3 separate regions of the Homo sapiens genome follow, and regions 2 and 3 are each linked to region 1. A link is a loop called in an ENCODE intact Hi-C map of the cell type or tissue named here. Cell type or tissue: PC-3. All regions are shown on one strand.

Region 1 (8,000 bases):
CTGCAAACTGTTCCAACCCCTGAGTATTACCCAGTTCCAAAGTTGATTCCACATTTTTGGGTATCCACAGCAGCACCCCACTCTGCTGGTAGTAATTTGCTGTATTAGTCTGCTTTCATGCTGCTGATAAAGGCACACCCAAGACTGGGCAATTTACAAAAGAAAGAGGTTTAATGGATTCACAGTTCCATGTGGTGGACTCACAGTTCTACGTGGATGGAGAGGCCTCACAATCATGGTAGAAGATGAAAGGCACGTCTCACAAGGCAGCAGACAAGAGAAGACAGTGAGAGCCAAGCAATAGGGGTTCCCCCTTATAGAACCATCAGATCTCATGAGACTTATTCACTACCACGAGAACAGTATGGGGGAAACCACCCCCACGATTCGATTTTCTCCCACTGGGTCCCTCCCACAACATGAGGGAATTATCGGAGCTACAATTCAAGATGACTTTTGGGTGGGGACACAGCAAAACCATATCACTGGGTGTGGTGGTGCATGCATGCCTTTAGTCCCAGTAACTCAGGAGGCTGAGATGGGAGGATTGCTTGAGCCTGGGAGTTCAAGACTGCAGTGAGCCATGGTTGCACTACTGCACACCAGCCTGGGCAGTGGAGTGAGATCCTATTTCAAAAAAAAAGGGAAAGTGTTTTACCTTTCAGCTAACATGCTGGCTTAGGACTCCTTTCTGGGTAGTGTGAGAAATACTCCTTGGGAGTTTGGAGATAAGATTTTTGGCAGCTTCCTGATTATTAAGAATTCAGTGTCCAGTTAATTCTTGACTGTGATGCTGCCTCTTTTGAATTTGTTTTGTAAGAAGCTGAAAATGTCTCTGAATATATGAGGTGCTGTGAGAGCTAGGGAACTCATAAGGCATATGTATTAGTTTCCTACTGCTGCTGTAACAGCTGTAAAAAATCACTAATTGGGTGGCTTAAAACAACACAAATTTATTATCTTACGGTTCTGGAGGTCAGTAATGTGAAATAATTTTCACTGGGCTAAAATGAAAATGGCAGTAGGGCTGGGGATTTTTAGCATCTCTTAGGGAGAATCTATTTCTTGCCTTTTCCTGCTTCTTAGAGACTGCTTGCTGTTCAAATGAAATGGTGCATTTCCCCCAAAGAGGTGATCAATTAACACTGTATAGTCTATTCATGTATTCAATAATTTGAATTTTTTTAAGTGTAGTTAATTATTTAACCTATACAGAGTCATTGTATACTATCTCTCCTCATATCTGGGGTTTGGAAATGGTGGTGCAGCAGAACAGAGACACATCCAAGGTCTAAAACATGAAGTGTGTGGTGTGTGTGTTTGTGTGTGTGTATGTGTGTGTGTATTTTCACAAGTGGAAGTGGGGTGAGCTGGAGGTTATTGAGTCTCAGGCACCACAGAATCACTGTTGACATTTGTTGTTATTGCAACAAGGAACTCCTTTAGTCAGCATTGAGGGAAGTAGGCTGGCAATCTCTTTAAGTTGTGTACCAGGATAGGAGAGACTATCTTGCACTTATAACACCCAAATAATTTTTGGTGTTTCACTCATACAGAGTTTGGCTTAGAGATTAAAGCTCCTTCTATCTTGTGATGCCACCATCGCAAGGTTCTCAAGGTTGTTGTGGGAGAAGAGAAGGCTAAAGGAGCTCATAGAATGCCTTTAATGGTAAGTCCTGAAATTCGCTTGTATCACATCTGCCCACACTACTTTGTCTACAATTCAAGTGACCAAAATATAAATAAGGCTAGGAAATATGATTTTCCTGCACATTTAATAGGAACTGCTATGGTTATAATCCAACTAGGATGGGGATTTGGAAAGGGATAGAGTAGAAGAGGAAATGATGGTTAGATCTCATCTCTTTTCATTACTCCAGCAAGATTTTTACCCTGCCTTGACAGTACCATTTGGCACTTGCTGCTTGGGCTATTGCTGTGGATTTCTGTATTGGTGGGACAGACAATGATTGACCTAAGGCAACATCAGGGACTTAAGAACCATACACATTACACATTTTTCTCTCACCTATTCTTTCAGCATCACCAGTGTCTACCTTTCACCTGAGGTGGCCCCCAACCCTATTTCAAGACAGTTGACACAGATTTCTTGAAGTTTTTGGTTGGTTCCTCAGGTCAATGATTTCTTTCTTTTCTTTTTTTTTTTTTTTTTTTTTAGTAGTTCCAGGTGGATTTTGGGGAAGAGAACTGACAGCCTTTTGCAGTTCATTGTCTTAAGGGGAACTGGACACCTTCCTGACTTCTGATTAAAACATTTTTAGGACAAAAACTCCAACCTTACCTTACCTAAAAAACCGTTTAGTTTCTTGTCCTCGTAAATAGAACAAACAGTTTATTGCTAGGGTCTAGGGATGATGGTAGTGACATGATGGCACCATGACCCAGAGAATAGCAGAAAACTTTGTATTGGGTTACCTATGAAATGTAGTTCTTTCTTTAGGAAGCAAATTATCTTTCTTTCAACCACTGATACTATCTTTATCTTCTCTCTTCAGGTTGGGTTAAAGGTCTGAAACAATAATTAAAAAATCAACTTATCAAAAATACTTTGCTTCACATTTTTCGTGTGTAATTAGTGTTGCAAGGCACCCAAAAGAAGAAATACTGAAAACAATTTGTGGCCAGGCACAGTGGCTCATACTTGTAATCCCAGCACTTTGGGAGGACAAGGCGGGAGAATTGCTTGAGGCCAGGAGTTTGAGACCAGCCTTGTCAGCATAGTGAGACCCTGTCTCTAAATAAATGAATAGATTTGATTTGGTAAAATAAGTATCCTGACCAATAAAGAAAAGTTAATAGATTGAAAATGGTAAAGTTTCTAAAATAAGTCAACAATTTCATCAAACATCTTTACTGTATATAGCTTATTTAAACATATATATACTTTTCTAGGTATTGTGCAAAACAGGCACTAGAGACATGAATGAGTGCATTGTTAAATTTATAAATATTATTAAAAGATTAATTTGTGTGTGTATGTGTTTGAGACGGGGTCTCACTCTGTTGCCCAGGCTAGACTGCAGTGGTGTGATCTCAGCTCACTGTAACCTCCTCCCTGGCTCAAGTGATCTCTTACTGCAGCCCCCAAGTAGCTGGGACTACATGCGTGTGCTACCACACCCAGCTAGTATTTTTTGTAGAGACGAGATTTTGCCATATTGCTTATGCTGGTCTCAAACTCCTGGATTCAAGTGATCTATCTGCCTTTGGCCTCCTAGAGTGCTGGGATTACAGGTGTGAGCCACTGCACCCAGCCAAGCCCATTATTCATTTTTGCCACTAAGACTAAACTAACCAAAAAACAAAACAAAACCCAAAAAGCCCATTGGTTATATGAATTAACATTACAGAGTAGCAGACCAATTAACATTATTAAATTAAGTCAACAACATGAAGAGATATATACTTAAATTCCATATTGAGTTTATGCAGCGATGTAGAAATAAAACTATTAGGAGGAAAAATCTGTTACGGTCACTACTGATTATATACCTCTTTATGCTGGTGATTGATTTTAGGGGCTTTTATTAAATTAAATTTACATACTTTTTGTCATGATTCAAAAATGGGGTTTGACTCAAAGTTTAGTTACATTAAGGATTAAAATATTTTTACATTAAAACTATATATGTTACAAAAAGACTGCATGGTCTCATTTATATGTAGAATCTAAAAAAGTTGGATTTAGAAATAGGAAGATGATGGTTATCAGGGGCTAAAGGTTGGGGATGGGAGTGATTGGGGAGATGTTGGTCAAAGGAGACAAAATTTCGGTTTGACAGGAGGAATAAGTTCAAGAGAGCTATTGTAAAACATGGTGACTACAGTTAATAACAATGTATTATATTCTTAAAAATTGCTAAGAGAGTAGATTTTGTGTTTTCACCACAAAAAAGACATGTGAGATAATGCATATGTTAATTAGCTTGATGCACCCATTCCACAATGTATATTTCAAAACAACATGTTGTGCATAAATATGTACAATTGTGACTTGTCAAGATACATAAATATGCATTTAAAAATCATTATTAAGAGGTGAATTTTGATAATCTTAAACCTGCTCTAACAGGACTAAAAATTTTCACCGAATTTTTAAGAAATAAAAAAAGTTTTGCTATGTTATTTATTAATAGGAAAAGGTCAACAAAGTGTTGAGAAACGCTGCTTCTGCTTTTGTATATGTCTCTAGCTGTTTGTTATTGTGACCAGTGGAACTTTGAAGAGAGTTTTACAGTGATGCTTGCAGGGTGTTGCTCCATATCTCTATCTTGTGGAGTAGCTTTGTATATTTTATCATCTTCCTTAAAGGGACAGCGTGAATACTAAGTTTTTCCTTGGAGAAATCAGCTGCCACTTTTCTTTTTCCTATGGGAAAATTTTATAAGATGTTGAAGAAATCCCAAGTATTCATAAATATTACTTATCAAATGAGAAATTTTGGTCAGAATCTTGGTTAGGAAAAATGTGGGTAATTACATGTTATAGATGAAAAGCTGGGTTTTCTAAAAGTCAGTTTTGTTAGGTTTACTGCAAAATTAATAAAAAGGACTGATATATAAGCTTTGCAAAGTGAGTCTATTTCTCCAGTAGGTGGCGCTGTATACTAATGATATTGTGCTACTGCATGGCAAACAAGGGAATGCAGCCGATGAGATAATAATATTAAACTTAAGTAAACCAATATGTAGTACAATTCAATATTTTACCTATTCATTATGTAACTAGAGGCAAAATATAATTTTATTCCATATATCTCTATCTATCTATCTATATGTTATTTTCCGGTTATCTGTGGAGAATGTGTACAGTTGATTGGTGGAGTTAGTGAGTTTTTATTGGTCTGTCCTTACACTTTGAGTCAGTACTCTAATGACCAAGAAAATGTAAAAGATTTTATTAGTATTATTATTATTATTTTTGAGACAAGGTCTTGCTGTATCGCCCAGGCTGGAGTGCAGTGGTGTGATCACTGCAGCCTCAAACTCCTGGTTTCAAGCGATCCTCCCACCTTAGCCTCTGGAGTAATTAGGACTACAGGCACTCACCACCATGCCCAGCTAATGTTTTTATTTTTCATAGAGATGGATTCTCCCTGTGTTTCCCAGGCTGGTCTCAAACTCCTGGCCTCAAGCAGGACTCCTGCTTTGGCCTTCCAAAGTGCTGGGATTACAGGCATGAGCCACTGTGCCCAGCTAATATTTTCAATATACAGTTGAAATTATTTTAAATGGCTTGCACTCAATGATTTGCCAAAATAATGGAAGTTCTGCATTCCCACTGATATTAACATACTGACTGATTTCTATGGTGTGCTTGATACTAAGGCTAATAGATGAATGTCTTGTAGATACTTCTGCATTTACCAGTTGATTTCTCTACTTAAAAAGTAGTATCAGGTGTGTTTGTTCTCAAACCTGTTTATGCTAATTGTATCTGTGATCATAATTATATAATTATATTAAAGTAAGCTAATGGAAATTTCATTATAAAAAGCATTCTCTCTAGGAAAACTAAGATGAATGTTTTGGAACAATCAGTAAAGGTTAATCACTAAAAAAAAATTACTATCAAAGAGGTGTGAGAAAACTGAATAAAAGCCCTACAGGCCGGGAGTAGTGGCTCGCACCTGTTATCCTAGCACTTTAGGAGGCTGAGGTGGGAGCCTCGTTTGAGGCCAGGAGTTAAAGAACAGCCTGGGCAACATAGGGAGATCGTATCTCTACAAAAAATTTTACAAAAGTAGCCGGATATGGTGGTATGTGCCTGTAGTCTAAGCTACTCAGGAGGCTGAGGTGGGAGGATCACTTGAGCCCAGGAATTTGAGGCTGCAGTGAGCTATGACCACACCACTGCACTCCAGCCTGGATGACAGAGCCAAACACTGTCTCTAAAAAAAATTAAAATAAAAAATAAAAAATATTTTATTATTGTTTGGCATATAAATCATGCTTGACTTCTGCAGTGTACCTAATGTATACTGTTTTATAGTATACAATGTTATAAAGACACACTGTGAATACAAGTAATACCTAGAAAATAGAAGTTATAAAAGAAGTTACTAATTGAAGAATTATCACTCAGCTAATAAATTTTATACATCAGGGTTTATAAGGAGTTTTGGTTAAGGTATAGATCAGCTTAACTGTTTTCTTCACAGTGTACTCTCTGTCCCTTATTAGTATCTTGCTACACATGTTCAGTCATCTTTTTATAATTTGTCTCACATTTTTTCTCAATATTTTATATAAAAGGAGAAACATACTAGTATTCCAATGATCACCAGGACTTGAGCCATCCAATGGGAAAATGGAAATTGCAACTATATCTCTTCACAAGTCTTCTAATGTCATCTTACCCTTCTGACTATTCTTTTTCCTCTTCTGTCAACACATACTTGTACCTTTTAATATCCTCTTACCATTTTGACTATTATTTGTTCTTCTCTTTCAGCAATACTTGTACCTTTTTATAGTATTGATGGAGGCATTTACTTGCATGTGTCACTTTTCTAAGACCAAATTCACTTTTTTTCCTCAATTTTTCATAAGTATCATGTCAGTTGGGGCCTTTAAATCAGCCTGCCAACATATTTTCTAATTCTGGAGATCAAGCAAATTTGATTTTCATTTACTTCTTTTAATGAACCTGCAATCCCATTGCTATATCATGCTGCCAAGGCAGAAAGATTAAAATCTGGCCACTCTAAAATTCCCAGATTATACAGTGATTAAACTATTCAGTAGTCATCCTAAGTGAGTATATAAGTCTTCTCCAGTGTAGCTGAGGTGTATACTGTTTCATCAGCTTAGTGAGGCATCCACTCCATGCATGTATGGCTTCATCTTTTTAAATTGATGCCAGTCTTGACCAGTCTTTTGGAAGAGAGCACCCTCTAGTGTCACTATTTGGGGTAACACGTGTATTTTATTGTGATGAAATGCTACTGAAAACACCATTTGGGCTTGATTCAGTAATTCAATACTCCCTAAAATTTCCAGTCATTCTTTGATTGTTGGGGCCAGTGTTTGTAATACAGACACTACAAAGGTTAGGTTAACATCAGGTACTTGTGGCCTGAGTGCAATTTAAATATAAATTGGCCCCAAGAAGAAGTCAGTTGGCTGTATTTAACTTTCATATTTTTTCAGAAACCTTTAACTTTTTCAAAAAGTTTATTCTATATGTGGAGGCTTCAAAAAGTTTATGGAAAAATGGAATTAAAAGATAAAAAATATAAACTTTATTTCTCAACATAAGTGTCATCAAGTTCAGGACACTTTTGTTGGTAATGATACCAGCCATTTAGTCCATCCCTAAAGAACTGAGGGTCCTAGGAATTTAACCATGTCAGTGCGGTCATTTTTACATCATTAGCTGACGAAAAATGAATGCCTTTTACAGATTTTTTAAGATTAGGAAACACAAAGAAGTCAGAAGGAGCCAAATCAGGACTATAAGGTGAATACTTAATGATTTCCCATCAGAACTCTCACAAAATTGCCCTTGTTTGATGAGAGGAATGAGCAGGAGCATTGCTGTGGGGGAGGAGGCCTCTCTGGTGAAGCTTTTCTAGGCATTTTTCTGCTAAAGCTTTAGCTAACTTTCTCAAAACACTTTCATAATAAGCAGATGTTATCATTCTTTGGCCTTCTAGAAAGTCAACAATCAAAATGCCTCGAACATCTTAAAAAACTGTTGCCATGGCCTTTGCTCTTGACCAGTCCACTTTTGCTTTGACTGGACCACTTTCACTTTTTGGTAGCCATTGCTTTGGTTGGACTTGGTCTTCAGGATCATACTGGTATAAAACCATGTTTATCTCTGTTACAGTCTTCAAAGAAATGCTTCAGGATCTTGATCCTACTTATTTAAAATTTCCATTGAAAGCTCTGCTGTTGTCTGCAGCTGATCTGGGTACAATGGTTTTGGCACCCATCGGGTAGAAAGTTTGCTCAGGTTTATTCTTCAATCAGAAT
Region 2 (8,000 bases), 58 kb before region 1:
TCTCTGGAAAATAATCTCCCCTGAGGTTCCCCACCTCACCCGCCCCACCAATCTGCATAGGGATTAGCTACAGTTGATTGGTACAGAGGTGGGCCCCTACTAATGCTGGGTTATTTTTAGTCTTTCCCCAGGATTTTGGACTAGAACCGAAAAAAAAAGCAAGTTAGTCTCTCACTCTCTCCAGGAAAAAGAAGTCTTGGGGATCACATTCTGATACACAGACTAAAGAACAACAACAACAAAAAACCCAGCAGTCAACTGTGAGAAAGAGGACTGAGGAGGACACCAGGGGAACACAAGGAAATAGCTTCACAGTGTGGCACTCTGACAACCTTATATCTTCACATAGACCAAGCAGGCAAGGTTAGACCATAATCTGGCCTGAGTCTTGGCAGAATGCCCTGTGATTTCTCCAAGTGAAAGGGTAGATAAGCAGCCTGGGGAGGAGCTGCTATCTTGTGGAAGACTGCCACACGGCCGCTTCTCATCCCTCTCCCTAGTTTCAGTTGAACGCAAGACTTTCCACCTTACCCCCATGTAGGTTACAGCTGCAGATCTCAACATTAAGTCTATAAAACTACGTGGCTGTGGTTTAGAGGTAGATCCTTAACAGCAGAGTGACCCACTCATCCCACCTATCCTCTGGTCTCTTCTGTTCAGTGCTGACTGTGGTGCTATGGGCACAGGGAGCTGGCACCATGATGTCTTGCTTTTGCTGTCTGTATAACTAATAAACTATCTGACTGCATTTGGGCCTGCTTACTCCTTACTAGGCGAGTGTCTGTGGAAGTCTTGCAAGCCATCCCGAAAGGTGTAGTAGTAATACTTGTGGCCCTATTATTACCTGCCTCCCTGCTGCCTTAGGAACACTTGACTACTAAAAGAGAAGAGATGGAGAGACTTCACTTCCTGAGTTATCCTCAGCACTCCAGCCCCTTATTCCAGTTTGTTCCAGGAATGCATCCCAGACCTTGAATTCCACGAGATACCCTGGTATCTCTCCAATAAACCTCCCAGTTTCTTTTCTTTTTCACCTAAGAAAGCCAGAATGTATCTTTGGCCTTTACAAACAAAAGGTCATAACACACACACACACACACACACACACAGAAGTGTTGTATTCATGGACAATACCAGTGATTAGAACTCCAGTGCCAGAGATTCAAATCTATTTTGTTTTTATTAAAATTCTTCCTCTCTTGTGTATTGATTTCTATCTGGCCCTTGACCAAGTATATATAATATGATTAGCCCACATGTACTACAGTGCAATAAAGATAAAGTTTTATGAAAATGTTTTTGGCCAAGTAAAAGAAAATATAATTCTTTTTTACTATTATGAAAGTATAAGTTACTCTAATCATTTATTAATAACTCCATAGTATTAACTATATAAATCAACTATGCTATTTTTTATCTTATAAATATCCTAATTTGCATTTATATTAGTTACATTTATAAGAATATATGATGGAATCACACATATTTATGCCAAATACTTATCACTCAACAAAACAGCATAAGTAGGATCAGAGTTTGATCTACTTTTTTTTTTTGAGACCGAGTCTCGCTCTGTCGCCAGGTTGGAGTGCAGTGGCACGATCTCGGCTCACTGCAACCTCCGCCTCCTGGGTTCAAGCGATTCTCCTGCCTCAGCCTCCCAAGTAGCTGGGACTGTAGCCGGACACCACCAAGCCCAGCTGATTTTTGTATTTTTAGTAGAAACGGGGTTTCACCATGTTGGGGAGGATGGTCTCGATCTCTTGACCTGGTGATCCGCCTGCCTCCGCCTCACAAAGTCCTGGGATTACAGGCGTAAGACACCGTGCCTGGCCGAGTATGATCTACTTTTAACATTCTTTGAGTTTAGCTGTGCCTAATACATAGTATGATCATATAAATTAGCATACAGGTGCTTATGAGTCATCAGTCTTAGCTTAGGATGTTAATCAATTGGCCTCACTTTCTCTTTGGACTAGCTGAGTTTTCTTTCATCAGGGTCATAGACTACAAATCAACGAGTCAGGTACAGAAGACAGAACCTTAGGCATTGCGGAATTTGACCAAAAATGGTAAATAAATTGGTGCAAATTCATCATCACAATTGGAAAACTGAAAGAGCAAGCAGTGGGGCCACTGCAATTATAATAACGGGTGGTGGCTCACGCCTGTAGTCCCACCACTTTGGGAGGTCAAGGGGGTCAGATTGCTTGAACCCAGGCGTTGGAGACCAGCCTGGACAACATGGTGAAACCCTGACTCTACAAAAAAAAAAATCCCCTTCCCCCACCTCCCCAAAAAACTAGCCGGGCATGGTGGTGGGCTCCTGTAGTCCCAGCTACTCTGGAAGCTGCAGTGAGAGGATCACTTGAGCCCGGGAGGTTGAGACCAGCCTGGGCAACATGGCGAAAGCCCGTCTCTACAAAAAAAATTAAAAAAAAAAATAGCCGGCATGGTGATGCGCATCGGTAATTCCAGCTACTCAGGAGGCTGAGATGGGAGGATTGCTTGAACCCGGGAGTTGGAGCAGCGAGCCGAGATCGCGCCATGGCAATCCAGCTCCGGTGCCTTCCAGTCTGGGCAACAGAGAGAGACTCCATCGAAAAGAAAAAGGGGGGAGGGGAGGGGAGGGGAGGGGAGGGGTGGGGAGGGGAGGGGAAAGATTTTACAATTTCCTGTAAGCAATGAATGGCTCTAATGTGATATTGATGAAATACCATCTTTAAGAAAGTGTACAGATTGTAAGTGACACGTGGCTGCTTACGTTACTCCTGAGATGCAAGTAGATCATGACATAATGATAACCAGTCATAATTTGCAGTAATCCCTTACAAAAAGTCCAAATTTGTTTGAAAATACAGAAACTTTTACTAGTCGAAGTTAAACATTAAACATTTTCTAGTCATTGCCTTAACAGGATTTATTAGAGTTACTATAATTTATTGAAAGAATGGCTAGATTTATAAAATGTTTTCTGGTTATGAGCCAATTATGGCAATTATTTTAATTATATATTTATAATAAAAATGCATGACTGTAAGATAAAATTTTAAACCAAATCATAATTTATATTTTAAAATAGCTTTAAAATACTTGCACATAACACATGTCGTGGTTAGTAACTTTCTCCAGCTACATTTAAAAGTATTTCTAAGATTAATTACAACATTTTTTTCTAAAGGTTTATTTTTTCCCCACAGCATAACTCTATAAATTAACGTGAGCCCATTATATCAAAGGTGTTTATGTGTGTTACATATGCATTTAATTTTAATATCCTTATTTAAGGCACGAATATCCCCAAGCAAGCACAGTATGCAATAAGAAGTCCTGTGGAGTCCTGTAAGTACTTTGATGAGGAATGCAGGATTTATGTAAGACCTGAGCGAGCTTGAAGAAAGACTCTACAATTGATAAAACTAAGTCAGACCGAACTGGATCATTTTCAAGTAAAATAGGTAGCAAGGCAAAAAGACCGCCTCAAAGTCGCTGCCCTTGGGGCTCTGCCACTTGCTTTACAGGCTAGGAACGGACAATGCCGGGAACCCGAGAGCGGCCGGCGCGGACGCCGAGGCAACTTTACTTGGGGCACCCACTACTCGCAATCAACTCCCGGCCTCCTCTGCTCTCGCGCCTCTAGGGGCTCAAGCACTGCTCCGGGAGCGCTGAATTTTGAGGAAGAGGGCAGAACTTCAGTAAGGAGACCTGTCTGGGCAACGGTTTCAGGACACGCGGTGGGGAAAGCGACTAGCCTCCGGCGGGGCAGGGCGGGCTGTCCTTACCTGCAGAACCACCGGCCACGATCTGCCGAGAAGCCTCGCGCACTAAGCTGACTTCAGGCTTGGCGGACATCTTCGCCAGGCGGGAGGACAAGGGAGTGGGCTGAGATGCGTCAACGAGCTCGCAGCCTGCACAGCCTACTGATCCAGAGAGCCCCGGCTGGGCTGGTCCTCAAGCGCGTTGGCTCCCTGTGGAGCAGCAATCCGGCGACTGCTGGAAAGCGAGGGTTCGAGGCGCAGATTCGTCGCGCGATCTCCGGCGCGTCGGAACCTGTTCGCAGCGCTCTCGCAGAGGCGCCCTCGGCTCCGAAAATGTCTCTGGAAAGAAGACCCGCGGATGGGTTTGGGTTGGCTCACCGCAGCGGCTCAGGCTTTGTCTCCTAGATTGGCGCCCACGCCCTTCTCTATCAGGAGCCTCCGGTAGTTTGTCAAACTAGACGGTTGCCTCTGATAACTCAAGTGAAGTGACCCAGGCCTGGAGCGCCAAGTACAAAGCGGGGACGACACTTGCACCTCCTGGCAAGCCAGAGCACAGTGAGGTTCAAAAGAAGGGACAAGTGAATAAATTCCTCAGTTAGTTGTCCTATAATTGTGGTCTGTAGCAACTAAGTCAAAGCAAATCTAATTTACACTTACCTTACAATAGAGCTAAGGTAGTACTTTACCAAAAATGGTTTTGATTTAAGGTAAAATCATACCTCATCAACTTGAGTTTTATTTACCTAAGGACCAAAAGAAGAAAAAGCCTGGTTACAAATAGTTTCTTCTATACCCAGGTCAGTGGTTCTTAAAAGTGGTTTTAGTACCCACAGCATCAGCATAATTTGTGAATGTGTTAGGAAGTCAAATTCGTGGGTCCCACCCCGACCTAAACGGAATCAGAATCTCTGGGGATAGGGCCCAGAAACGAGTTCTCTGTTGATTGTCATGAACTTTAAAGGTTGTGAACCACTGACTTAAACAATTGAGGAACATTAAGGAACTTAACAGTATATTCTCTCAATAAAATGTTTGATTATTCTTACTAGCCCCTTAGGATAGTTACCAAAACAAAACTACTAATTTATACTCTTTTAAAACTACAAGTTGCCTGTGTTATGTAGGAGAGATATAAGATTGTGAAATTTTCCAAAAATACCTGCCACACCCCTAACAGACAGGAGATGATAAGAGTAAAAGAGAGAATTGGGAGGCTTTAGAAGCCCTATTGTAATATTTCTTAAAACACATTATTTATTGCTAAATATATTTAGTGTGAGCCATGTAAAAATTGCCATTTTTGGAGGTCAAAAACCGTTGAATATCAGCAATTTAGTATGGTTCAATTTATGTGGTTTCTAATCAAATGTACAAAGTACAATAATTTGGTTTCATACTTGATTTTTTATTTCTTAGGCTGAGTCATTAAAAGTTGATCAGTGATATATGGCAAAATTATTTAAAGTGCTTGAGGAATTGGGGAGACTTGCTGCTTATGTGATCAGATATACAAAAATAAAGTTTTTCATTTCATTAAATATTTGATTAAAACTGCTAAGTTTGAAAATGTTTACCAAGAAATAGTTTTCAGAAATTTTGCTAACTTGATAAAGGCTTTTGAGCAATATCTTTCAGACTTTTTACTAATTAAATAGGGAATCTTGAGTGCAATATAGAATCACTTATTCAACAAATATTGAGAACCTGTTATATACTAGGTATAGAAACAGAATTTCAGAGCTCATAGAAAATGTTTTCCTCATTTTTCAAAGCAGAAGCTGAGTTTTCCAAGATCACACTAGGCGTAATAGTATAGCTGGGATTCCATCACAGGACTCCTTCTTTTGATAGCATTGGATTGTAGATTTAAATATTAACCACAGGCTAAAAAAACTACATTCTGTGACACAAATACCCCCACAAATTAATTCCATTTTTTTTTAGTTTTTAAAAATTTGGTCACAACTATTAAACCCTAGTGCACACACTGAAACAGATTCTACACTGAGAGCTCACTAAGTGTTAGCACTTGCCTAGGTACTGACAATATCACTACAAATCCCTTCCCTGTGGCACTTACAATCTAATGGAGGAGATCCTACCACCTTGTAAGTAAATTTTTGCCTTCCCTACGTTATCCAGGAAATGCAATAATACTTTTAGGTCAAGATTTAAAGACAATCTTTTGACATAATTATTTCCATGAGTGTCTTCCCCTCTGAAGATCTTATCCATGGTAGGTGGGAGCAAGTTTGTGTCTAAGACCCAGCCTCTAAAAAGCTCTGTGGATTCAGTTGGAAAACTCCCAGTTATCCTTGTTAAAAAGTTACTTCCTCTTTTTAACCTCTCCAGACTAGAAGAGATATCTTTGAGTGAAAAAAGCAAGACTTGATATCACATATAATCCAGTCCTATACCTCTAGAATACTAGAGGATATGGGGCCTAGGCATGAGAACATTCTAGAGCTTGGGAGTTAACAAGAGTCAATACAGAGCCAATAAGTACTCACTGTGCTAAACGCTCTGATAATGGAATGTAATTCTTATCTGCAGCTAAATTTGCTCATGGCCAATATTGGAATGCTGGAAGATTTAGTACTGGGAAGCAATGGTAATATTTACTTGACCTATTTCAGATTCCCTAGCCTCTATTACATTGTTGTTCTATTATTATTTGGAATAGTGATGTGATATCCTAATGGGGCAAAACTGCTAAAGTATGAAGATTATATTCTTTAAATTATTGATTTATTTAGCTGATCTTGGTTGATAATTACATGATTATTGACTTCCCTATCGTTTGTCAAGTGGCTAAAAAAACCCTTCAGGAACATAACTGGGAATCTAGGAGTTAAGAAAGCCTCTAAGCCATCAACATGCAGAAATCCATTTAGAACTAATTTTAGAACCAGTTTTTAAAAGGGTGGATATCTGATTTCTTGTTTCATATCAGATTAGAAATAACATATTAAAAGATAATTGGATTGTTTGGGGAGAATAGGGGAGGTTCTAGGAAAGTAAAGAGCAATCTGCAACCTTCAGGCCATATTCAACCTATCTAGTCAATTGTAGTAACAACATTCATTGACTTTACCTTCTCCCAGAAACTGGGCTAATTAAGCATTTTGTAATCCATTATCTCATTCCTGTTTTACAAAGGAGGAAACTCTGGCACTGAGATTAAGTAACTCCCCCAAAATAACACTGAGTATTCGGCTAAGGTATTAATTTGAACGTAAGTATAATTTAGGAGCCCTCTATTTGTTAGGCTATGGTTTTTTGTTTTGTTTTAATTTTTAAAACAATCTTTTTTAGAGACAAGGTCTTTCTATGTTGCCCAGGCTGGTCTGGAACTGCTGGACTCAAGCAATTTTCCCATCTATGCCTCCCAAAGTGCTGGGATTACAGGTGTAAGCCACACCAGGCCTGGCCAGGCTATGTTTATTATTAGACCTTCTATGATTAGGCTATATTATTAAGCTACTATTTATGGGGGTTTTTTATTGTCGTTGTTGTTGCTGCCGTTTTGTGAAATGGAGTCTTGTCCTGTTGCCCAGGCTAGAGTGCAATGGCACTATCTCAGCTCACTTTAACCTCCGCCTCCCGGGTTCAAGCGATTCTCCTCAACCCCCTGAGTATATGGGATTACAGGTGCACACACCACACCTGGCTAATTTTTGTGTTTTTAGTAGAGAAGGAGTTTCACCATGTTGGTCAAGCTGGTCTCAAACTCCTGGCCTCAAGTTATCCACCAGCCTCAGCCTCCCAAAATGCTGGGATCGCAGGCCCAGCCTGTTGTTATTTAAAACAAAAAATGTCTAATAGTGAGGGCATTTCGCCAAGTTGCCTAGGCTAATCATGAATCCTGAACTCAAGCCATCCTCCCACCTTGGCCTTCTAAAATGTTGGGATTATGGGTGTGAGCCCCGGCTAGCATGAATTTTCTAAGTCAGACCAAAGAACTGTTGACAGGTAATTTTTTGTTGAAGGAGGCTGTTCTGTGCATTGTTGGATATTTAGCAGCGTCCCTGACCTCAGTCCAATAGATGCCAGTAACAACTCCCTCCCGATTATGATCACCAAAAATGTCTCCAGACATCGCCAAGTGTTCCAGAGGTCACTTCTCTGATATCATTTTATTTAACTTTCCAACATTTGGGAAAAAAAAAAAAAAAACACCTGACCACCCTTTGTTTAAAAACTTTCTTTTCTGATTGTGTCAAAATTAAAGGGCTGGGCACA
Region 3 (8,000 bases), 580 kb before region 1:
AATCATGTAGTTTAATTTCTGTGTTGTTCCCACATTGCCAACTTGATGGAGGAGAGCAGACCCGAGGACTTTTCAACCTCCAATAAAAAAGAAGAGGACTTTATGGCTGGGGTGAAAAGGGGCTGGTGAGCTACGACAATGGGGCAGCATAGCTTTACTATGTGCAAAAGCATTCAGACACATGGCGACCCTTTTGCAATAAAACTTTATTGATGATCGTTTGAAAGTTATGGCAACTCCAAGGTTATAAAACTTGTCATAAAATACCAAGCAGTCATTAGTTTACCTGACCTCATTTCAATATAAACTTCCACAAAACATTTTATTTTGTTCCTTCTTATAAGTGGAGAAAAGAAGTTGAAGAGGTTAAATACAGCGGCCCATTATTGAGGATCCAAAATCTGCAATTTGACACTCTGACCTTCATCCCTGCAAATAAAGCAGTAAAATTTACATTTTATTCTTTAATGTTCCGTTATTGCAGAAAAGTTAATAGTGTGTAAATGTTATTGTAGAAAAGATAATAACAGCTATGTTTTAGTTCCAACTGCCCATTTTTAGCACATAACCTGTGTTTAATTTTGGATGGAGACTTTTTCCTCTTTGGAAGATTTGTAAGATATATTTAACAATTATTAAAGAATATTTGCTCCCCGAGCTATGCAATAGAAGTCTAAGAAGCAAATGGCCACATGTTGTCATGTGACCTGAAGAGTTGTTCAAAATATTCAATTAGTATTTACAGCTATTGAGAGGTTAGATGACTAATCACTACCTCTTGCCACCCTCAGTCATGAGCTTAAAGAAAGGCAGCTGCCCTGAGATTGGCACGTACAACTATACTACAGAAAATAACCCAAACTGATGTTCCAAGAAAGCTCCAGGAGATAAACTGGAGTTTGTCAAAATCATCATTTCTGGTCCAACTGTATGAGTGGACTTAAACCATGGATCAGAGAACAGCCACAGAACACTGATAACTTTGAGTGGCTTCTCATCGCTCCAAACTCCACTTTGGATTGGCTGAAGCTCGTGTTTCCTTAATGCTGTGTAGCTAAGGCCAATCTACCTGCTTTTGGGGATTTGTGAGCAAGTACAGATGGCAAAGGTTGACTTTGTGTTAGCTGCATGGTGATTTCTCCAAAACATGTAAAAGTCTGGATATACTTTTTCACGGATTGTTTAAAATATAAGCTCCAAGATTGATCCAGGCATATATGCATTTATGATGGGTTTAGGAATCTAGATGAAGAAAGCTAACTCTTTAGGACCTCGCTGGAACTCTTCTTGGTAATGTTATGCTTAGTTTCCTGGTGTGCTTTCAAGTATTTCATGGAATTTTAATGAGAAAACAACATTTTAAAAACCAAAATCTTATGTAAAATGCTGCTTTCTTCTAGGGAGTGTATGGGTGCAGAGTGTGTGTGTGTGAGGGGGGTGAGAGAGAGAGAAGAAAGAGAGAGAAAGAAAAAGAAAGAGAGAAAGAAAAAGAAAGAAAGAAAGAAAAAGAAAGAGAGAAAGAATCTCAGAGAAAGGAATAGGGATGAAGCTAAGGGAAGAGAGAAGTATTGGATAAAGTACTATAAAAAGCAAACTCTCCTAGTGTCCATAACTTTCTCTAGTTGGCTGGTACAGTTTGCAGTAATTTTCATTACCGTTTCTTAATGCCAGGTTCTCAGACACAAGTGATAATATGCATCAAAATAAAGACTTTGTGTTTCCCCAAGTCAGTACTGACTTCCAGGGAGGACAGGGAAGAAAGGGCCTATGGACCTACAATGCAGCCCATAGGCTGAACACATATCTTTAGCAGACTTAAGAAGCAAATAAGGGGTCTAAATTCAGTCCTTTGAGCTTGACATGTTTCTGAAAATCTCATACTGTGGGTTATCTTCAGAGATAAGTTGACAAATTTTTCTTATAAATGAATTGATTAAATGTATTGTGACACACATATATATGCAAACTTGTTGGCAATATTTGTTGTAGCAAAAATAGCAGTGAATTTAATTTACAATGTTTATATCCCTCTGCTATTAATCCCAGCATTCATTTGGGTTTCCCTAGATGCCTGGAGTGGTGGGAGTGGAGTAAGGTAAGGGAGAAAAAATGTCTTCTCTTTAATCTTTGACAAAAACAATTCCCTCTCCCCTTTTCATCTTCCTTCTCAAAATACTGTTCTTCACCCAAGAACCAGCTATTCAGACTCTCTATCTTGATTTTCACTGTTGTCACAGTAATATATAATGATCCCCATTCTGCTCTACCTAAGTATTATATTTACCAGAAAGTTGTGGTTATCAAAGAAGCATCCATTTGGATTCACCTTTCTGAACTACCCCTCTTATACTATATTCTGGGGAAGGCATGGAAATGACCTGAGTTGATTTCTAAAGTGTTTTTCATGTCAAAAAATCATAAGGGACAGTACATCATGCACACACTTCCTTTTCTTATATTCTGTTTTGTTCAAAGACATTAGAAAATGTTCACGAGACACCATGTCCTCCTTCAAATACTTTCCTGAGTTATCTGGTTAATTGAGGCTTAGCTGTATAATGAGAAGCATGTCTTCAGGAGGGCTTTAAAATATATGTTTGGGATTTTTTTTGGACAGCTGGGTGATAGAGTTGTGAAATCCCAAATTATGCCTTGAGTTCTGGTGACACGTCCAGGCTGCCTAGCTTTGCCTTCATCATTTTTATTGACACAAAAAATGTTCCTATAGAGGAAAAAAAGTGCAGCTTTTATGTAGTGATATCCAAGTGTATGTTATTCATTCCTTTTACAAAACTCAATGTATATTTTGCCCTAAGGGTATATATTTCTCCATGAGACTAATTGCTCTAATAGAAATAATGATGTCTCCTATGTACCTAATACCTTTATCCCCCAAAACCCTCATGTGCCTTAGCAGTTACATGATGAAACACACAGATCATGTGCATGTTGTGGCCAGAAGCCATGGCTCAACTTACACACAACTCTACCAGGTTAACCCTCTGTTTTCTGTGTGTGTGTGTATATGTGTGTGTATATATATATACGCTTTGATGTAAGAGAAACAGAAAGTCTTAAGTAATTTTGTTTCACAGCCAAAATATTATAGATAAGTCTGGTTGTAAAAGAAAACTCATACTTTTAGCTACTTTAAAATTGAAAGAAGAGGTAGGGAAGACTTTTTCTGGAAGTTATAATCCTTATATGAGCTATGTCTGAATTTTCAGAATACAATTTAAATAACACATCTTTCTACTGACTGTATTTTTTCCTCTTGGGAAAACTGGATGGATAAATGTTAAATTCTAAAATAAAAATTGGGGAAGGGTTGAAGAAAATATACCTACTTACATCAATTACCATTGAAGAACTTCATTTTGTATCAGAGTTGGAGAAATGTATAGCACTGATCTAGAATGCTACAGCTGGATTTAGAGAGTTTTAGGTACCTGGAAAATCTTCGAGGTATTTACGGTGTCTCTCTCTTGTTTTGAATTGCTTTTGGTTACCTATAAGTTAATTTGCTTTCTTTAAGTTTTAAATCCATTTGCCAATGCATGCAGTATAGTACTTTCATCTAGCAAGAAAGTGCTAAAATCTACTGGCATGAAACATTCAAACTGCAAATGGAAAATCTGCCCAGTCAGGTGGTGCTCCAGCATTTCCCCTTTAAAACACAGCAGCAGCAGTGCCTGGTTGCTGGAACTGGTTGTTGGCTTTGCTGGGGAGGCTTGTAAATGTACCATGCATTATACAGCCTGGGAAGCAGGGTGATTTGGACAGACTAAAAGAATTTTGACTTTTCTATGTTCTGACTTTCAGGGATTTAATTTTTAGCCTTAAACTGGCATTATGAAGGTTTTTTACATGGAGTAATGGGATCATTATTTCTTTTCCTAGTGAAAGGGGTGTCTCCAAGAATGGAAACATGTGGCAGGGCAGAACTCAATCCCAGAGGAATTGAATATGAATCACTCAGGCAATAAAAACTGCTAAGGGAATCTGTGTTGTCAGCTTGCCAGAACATCAGATTCACACCTCTGGTCCTGCAGGAAGGTGATATGGGGCTTTTCAAAGGTCCCCTGTGGCCATGACCTTGGTTTTCTATCCTTCTAAGGAGTGGCTCACTGGTCAGCCAATGTATTGGGCTGGCATTTTGATCCTGCAGGAAATAGAACTAGCCTTCTTCCCCAATCCTCTATATCCACCCTAGGAGTCTGACAAGAATGGTAGCCTCAGTGGTATGGCTGCATCATGCATAGGACACTGGTCCAGCATTTCTGGTGCTAATCTCTGGTTTTGCAATCCTTCCTCTCCCCCCTGCAGCCATTAAATTTACAGTCTGAATATGGCATAGAAACAGAACCCAAACTGTAGCACTTTAATGCGTAAGAACTGCAGTAAACAGAACTGTAGGAATTGGAACAATACACGAAGGATTAGTATTGTCTAAAAACCCTTCTTTATTTTTCTAAATTTTCTGCTCAAGAGATTTCTTTGTCCTTTTTGTCTACTATGCCCTTCCTTGCTAATTAGTCTGATTTTTATTAAATGTCCTGCCAGTAATATGATTTTTATTAAATGCACTACCAAAATGGATTACGCAATGACATTATGAACTTAAACATCTTTAAGATTTAAAAATGTGTAGGTAGCTTCACTGAATAAACAACACTTTACAAATTATTTTTTACCTCTGTGCAAAGGACAGTGCATCTGTTGAAGAAAACCAGCAACACTTGCTTGATTCCCGCCCCCACCAAAAAAAATGGGCTAATTCATATTAATTTAAAAACATTTTATTGATGAAAAATGTGAATCATATGCAAGCAGCCTTTTCCCCCCCTCTCTCGTTAGAAAAAAACACAACAGTTTGTACCTGCTGGCAAAATTGGTTTACTCTGCAAAGATGGTACTGTGTTTTACCCCTCCTGGCTTATTAAAGAGTTAAACACTTTTGAAATTATATTTATTTCATTTTTACATTTCTCTTCCTTAGCCTCTGTGTGTCCATTGAAAACATTGTTGGGTCCTTTAACAATTTTCCTAGAACTGCCTTCCAATCGTGTCCATGGAGAGGTGGTTATACTCTGTTCTCCCAGTGGCTCAGACACGCAGCTTGTCTAGAAAGCCACAGCCGCTGTGGAGGAGGTAAGAGGTCAGCTCTTTCGTTGGTCCTGGTGAGGGTAAAATTTTTAGGCAGGAGGAGCACTGACTGGCAAAGGGAAGAGGAAAGGGTTCGCCCTGGACCCCACAAATCCGCCTCTTGGAGCAAACAGCCTGCAGGTAGAGGGGCCTATTAGAGCCTGCCCAGTTCCCGGGAGGGCCAACCCCAGCCAGTAAGAAGACCTGAGGCGTAGGATCCCTGCGCAGGAGGTTGCAGGAATGCCCCCGCTAGCCGCAAGGTTCCTGCTGGCCTGTAGAGCTTTCGTGATCCCCGCCAAGATGCGAACAGTAAGGTCCTCGTATGGATCGCAGTTTTTGTCCGAAACCTGAAAACACTAACTTGGGATTTCGCAGTTCTGGCCCTCGGGCCCGCCTCGGAGGCGCACCCCCAATCCCCACGGAACGAATTCCGCGGCTAAAATGCATTTTCCCAAGGCAGTAAAAGTGACCCCTGCACCTAACAACCTTTGGGCTTTCTCTTCTCCTGACTACCACCTCTCGCAGGGTGCGCTGAAATCTCTTTATCGTTATCGTTTTTTATAAATGAAATGATTTATTTATTCGCTGTTTGCAGGGAATGAAAGGAGTTGATCCTGACTCCAAGATGCATTCCAAAGAAAGAAAACGCAACTGTAGCCCGGACTCCGCGGAGGAAGGCCAACTGACTCCACTACGTGCACTTCCGAGCCACTTGGGCCCAGCTAGCTGTGTTAATTATGGGTTCTAATTTTATTGCAACTCGGCACCTCCTGGTTTGTTCCCACTATAGTGGTCTTAAAAAGAAACACACACAGGCATACCCCAGAATGAATCCCCGGGAAGGCAAAGGTAGATTTTTTCGGTGCTTGAGTTGATGCTCTGAGAGCGCGCTGAGAGTCTCGGGCATGTCTTGGCACTCTTGGAAACAAATTGCAGCCAAGAGCACGGTTCTTCCGGTCCTCTCCTTGCTCCTCTGTGCGCCGCTCGGCCGCGGGACTCCTGGAACATGTTGTGCACCGCCCGAGTGGCTGCGGACCTCACCTCGACGCCCTGGATAGCCGGGGCCAGGAGGAGACGAGCAGGCAGTCTCCCGCCCTCACCTAGTCAGCTGCGACCTCCGCGGCGTGGACTCTTGGCCAGCAGTGAGGAGGACAAGGTTGCAGATCCTCTTTGCTGCGGGTTCTGGGTCCGGCCTTGGGCGGCATTCTGTCTTCTAAAGTGTGGAGGTGGGTAGAAGAGTGTCCACTTTCAGTGTAGACACCTGAGGTATGGGGGCTTCTTTGGGGGCTCCAGCGTGAGCTGCTCCTGCAGATTAGGGAAATGGAGAGAACAACAATGGGGACATGGTGGAATTCAGATTTCCCCCTGTTAATTAACAATATGATTTCGCTTAGTCCAAGTGTCTTCTGTGTTCTTATTTAATGTCTCTTGTAAAATGGGAACTAGAATAATACCTCCTTGGTATGGTTGTTGTGTTTGACGTGAGCCCTCAACAAATGGTAGGATGAACTGGAGAAGAATGGGTCCATCACTCCCCACACCCTTCCCTGCAGAGCTTCTTTGCTGTCTCCAGCTCTCCCGCCCTGACGCAAGGACAGCTCACAACCAGTGTCCTTGAGTAGCCCCTGGGGGCCGCAAGAGAATCCGCCCGGTAGGGCATAGAAGATGGGTTTTCGGTGAATCGTGAAAAGACATGATCGGGTTTCCCTTGGAGCATGGTGGAGAATGATGCGGAGCCTTGGGGTCAATGGAGAGTTGAGGGTGCAGAGGGATCTGAAAGGGGGAACCAAAAATATCGGGCTTTGAAATTCTGTGGATTTTCAAAGGCGGTTCCCAACCTTGTCAAAAACTACAGTGGGTGCGCGATCTAATCTGGCTCCTATAGGTGGCGCTGTGACAAGGTGCGGTGGCCGGGAGAGGCGGCTGGGGGACTCGAAGACTGCGGGAAATTTTCTGCGACTCCGACGCTAACCCGCTGCTCCCAGCCTCCGCTTCCTGTTTTCGAGGGATTAGCTAGGACTGTGCAACACCAGTCTCCGCTCTCGGAGTCGGCACGGGGGCTGGTGGGTGGCGGGATGAACTCGGGGAAGGCGACAGGCTGGAAACGCAGCTCCTCGACTTTGCAGCGCACCAACCCCCTATCGCCCCGTCCGCTGCTCAGGTGCGAGGATTCGCCAGACGCCACAGGACTGGGGGCGACTCGCAAGGGCATCATGCCACCTAGAGGAAACGCGCAGTGAGTGAGCCCTGGGTCACTGAAAATGGGAGAACGTTCGAGTCGGTCAAGATGACTCCGGCCTGCGAGTTGATTCAGACTCCTCGGAAGCCAGAAATTGGGTCTAGAGTGGGTTGGTCCCTCCGTCAGCAGTTCGGGCCCAGCCGAAGCTTGGGGCCTAGAGGGCAGACGTCCGGCTCTGATCAGAGTACAGCGGGCTGGGCCTGGCAGCCTGCAGGCAACCTGGACCTTGCAATAAAGCTGCATTCAACATAACTCAGACCACAGTGGGAGCCCCCGAAGGGCTTCATGTGAGTCCCGAAACCAGAGTTTAGAGGCGCGGCCTGGTTCTCGTTTATCTTTTCCAGACAGCATTTAGGCCAATAAGGTCTTTGAAAGGAGGCAGCCCCAAAGCCCTCAGGCCGACACCTGAGGGCAGGGTCTCAAACAGCTGTGCTTGAAGAACCGGCAATCTTGCTTTTCCCACACGCAGCTGCACCTCTCCTGAGCGCTGCAGCTGATGGCTGTATAGTGACCACGGACTGCGTCCTCCTCACGAAGCTGCGCAACTTCTGCTAATGCTGCAACCCTGGCAAGACGAAATCCCCCTCCCTCTGGCTAGATCAGCCCAGCCTCCCCT

The links. Peaks named below come from ENCODE experiments on the same cell type or tissue, not always from the same donor. Only the 100,000 strongest peaks of a DNase experiment are listed, where the experiment ranks them.
Region 2: it touches region 1 in a loop (5-fold over the local background); 8 of 110 quality-filtered maps call a loop at or near these places.
Region 3: a loop joins it to region 1, with 5 times the contacts of the local background. A loop is called at or near these places in 5 of 110 quality-filtered maps.

Annotation. Positions count from the first base shown.
Region 1 is chr14:37,226,170-37,234,169 of GRCh38, forward strand. The region is part of intron 1 of MIPOL1 (mirror-image polydactyly 1); the gene reads left to right. Among named protein-coding and RNA genes, the nearest start is that of MIPOL1, 32 kb to the left of the region's middle. In PC-3, CTCF peaks have their summits at 4,610 (motif pointing right) and 6,918 (motif pointing left); DNase peaks (open chromatin) are centred at 4,632 and 6,882.
Region 2 is chr14:37,168,499-37,176,498 of GRCh38, forward strand. SLC25A21 (solute carrier family 25 member 21) reads right to left here and starts at 4,108. Exons shown (of 10, transcript NM_030631.4): 1 at 3,783-4,108. The coding sequence starts at 3,852. SLC25A21-AS1 (SLC25A21 antisense RNA 1) reads left to right here and starts at 3,528. Exons shown (of 1, transcript NR_033240.1): 1 at 3,528-5,296. RefSeq lists enhancers at 3,223-3,802, 3,803-4,381. In PC-3, a CTCF peak has its summit at 3,644; a DNase peak (open chromatin) is centred at 3,613; H3K4me3 peaks cover 2,948 bases; H3K27ac peaks cover 1,291 bases.
Region 3 is chr14:36,649,009-36,657,008 of GRCh38, forward strand. LOC105370455 (a long non-coding RNA gene) reads right to left here. Exons shown (of 2, transcript XR_943758.3): 2 at 4,784-6,450. Among named protein-coding and RNA genes, the nearest start is that of PAX9, 8.9 kb to the right of the region's middle. RefSeq lists enhancers at 4,937-5,675, 7,082-7,151, 7,152-7,889. In PC-3, CTCF peaks have their summits at 7,065 (motif pointing right) and 7,270; DNase peaks (open chromatin) are centred at 4,003, 7,053 and 7,353; H3K4me3 peaks cover 1,225 bases.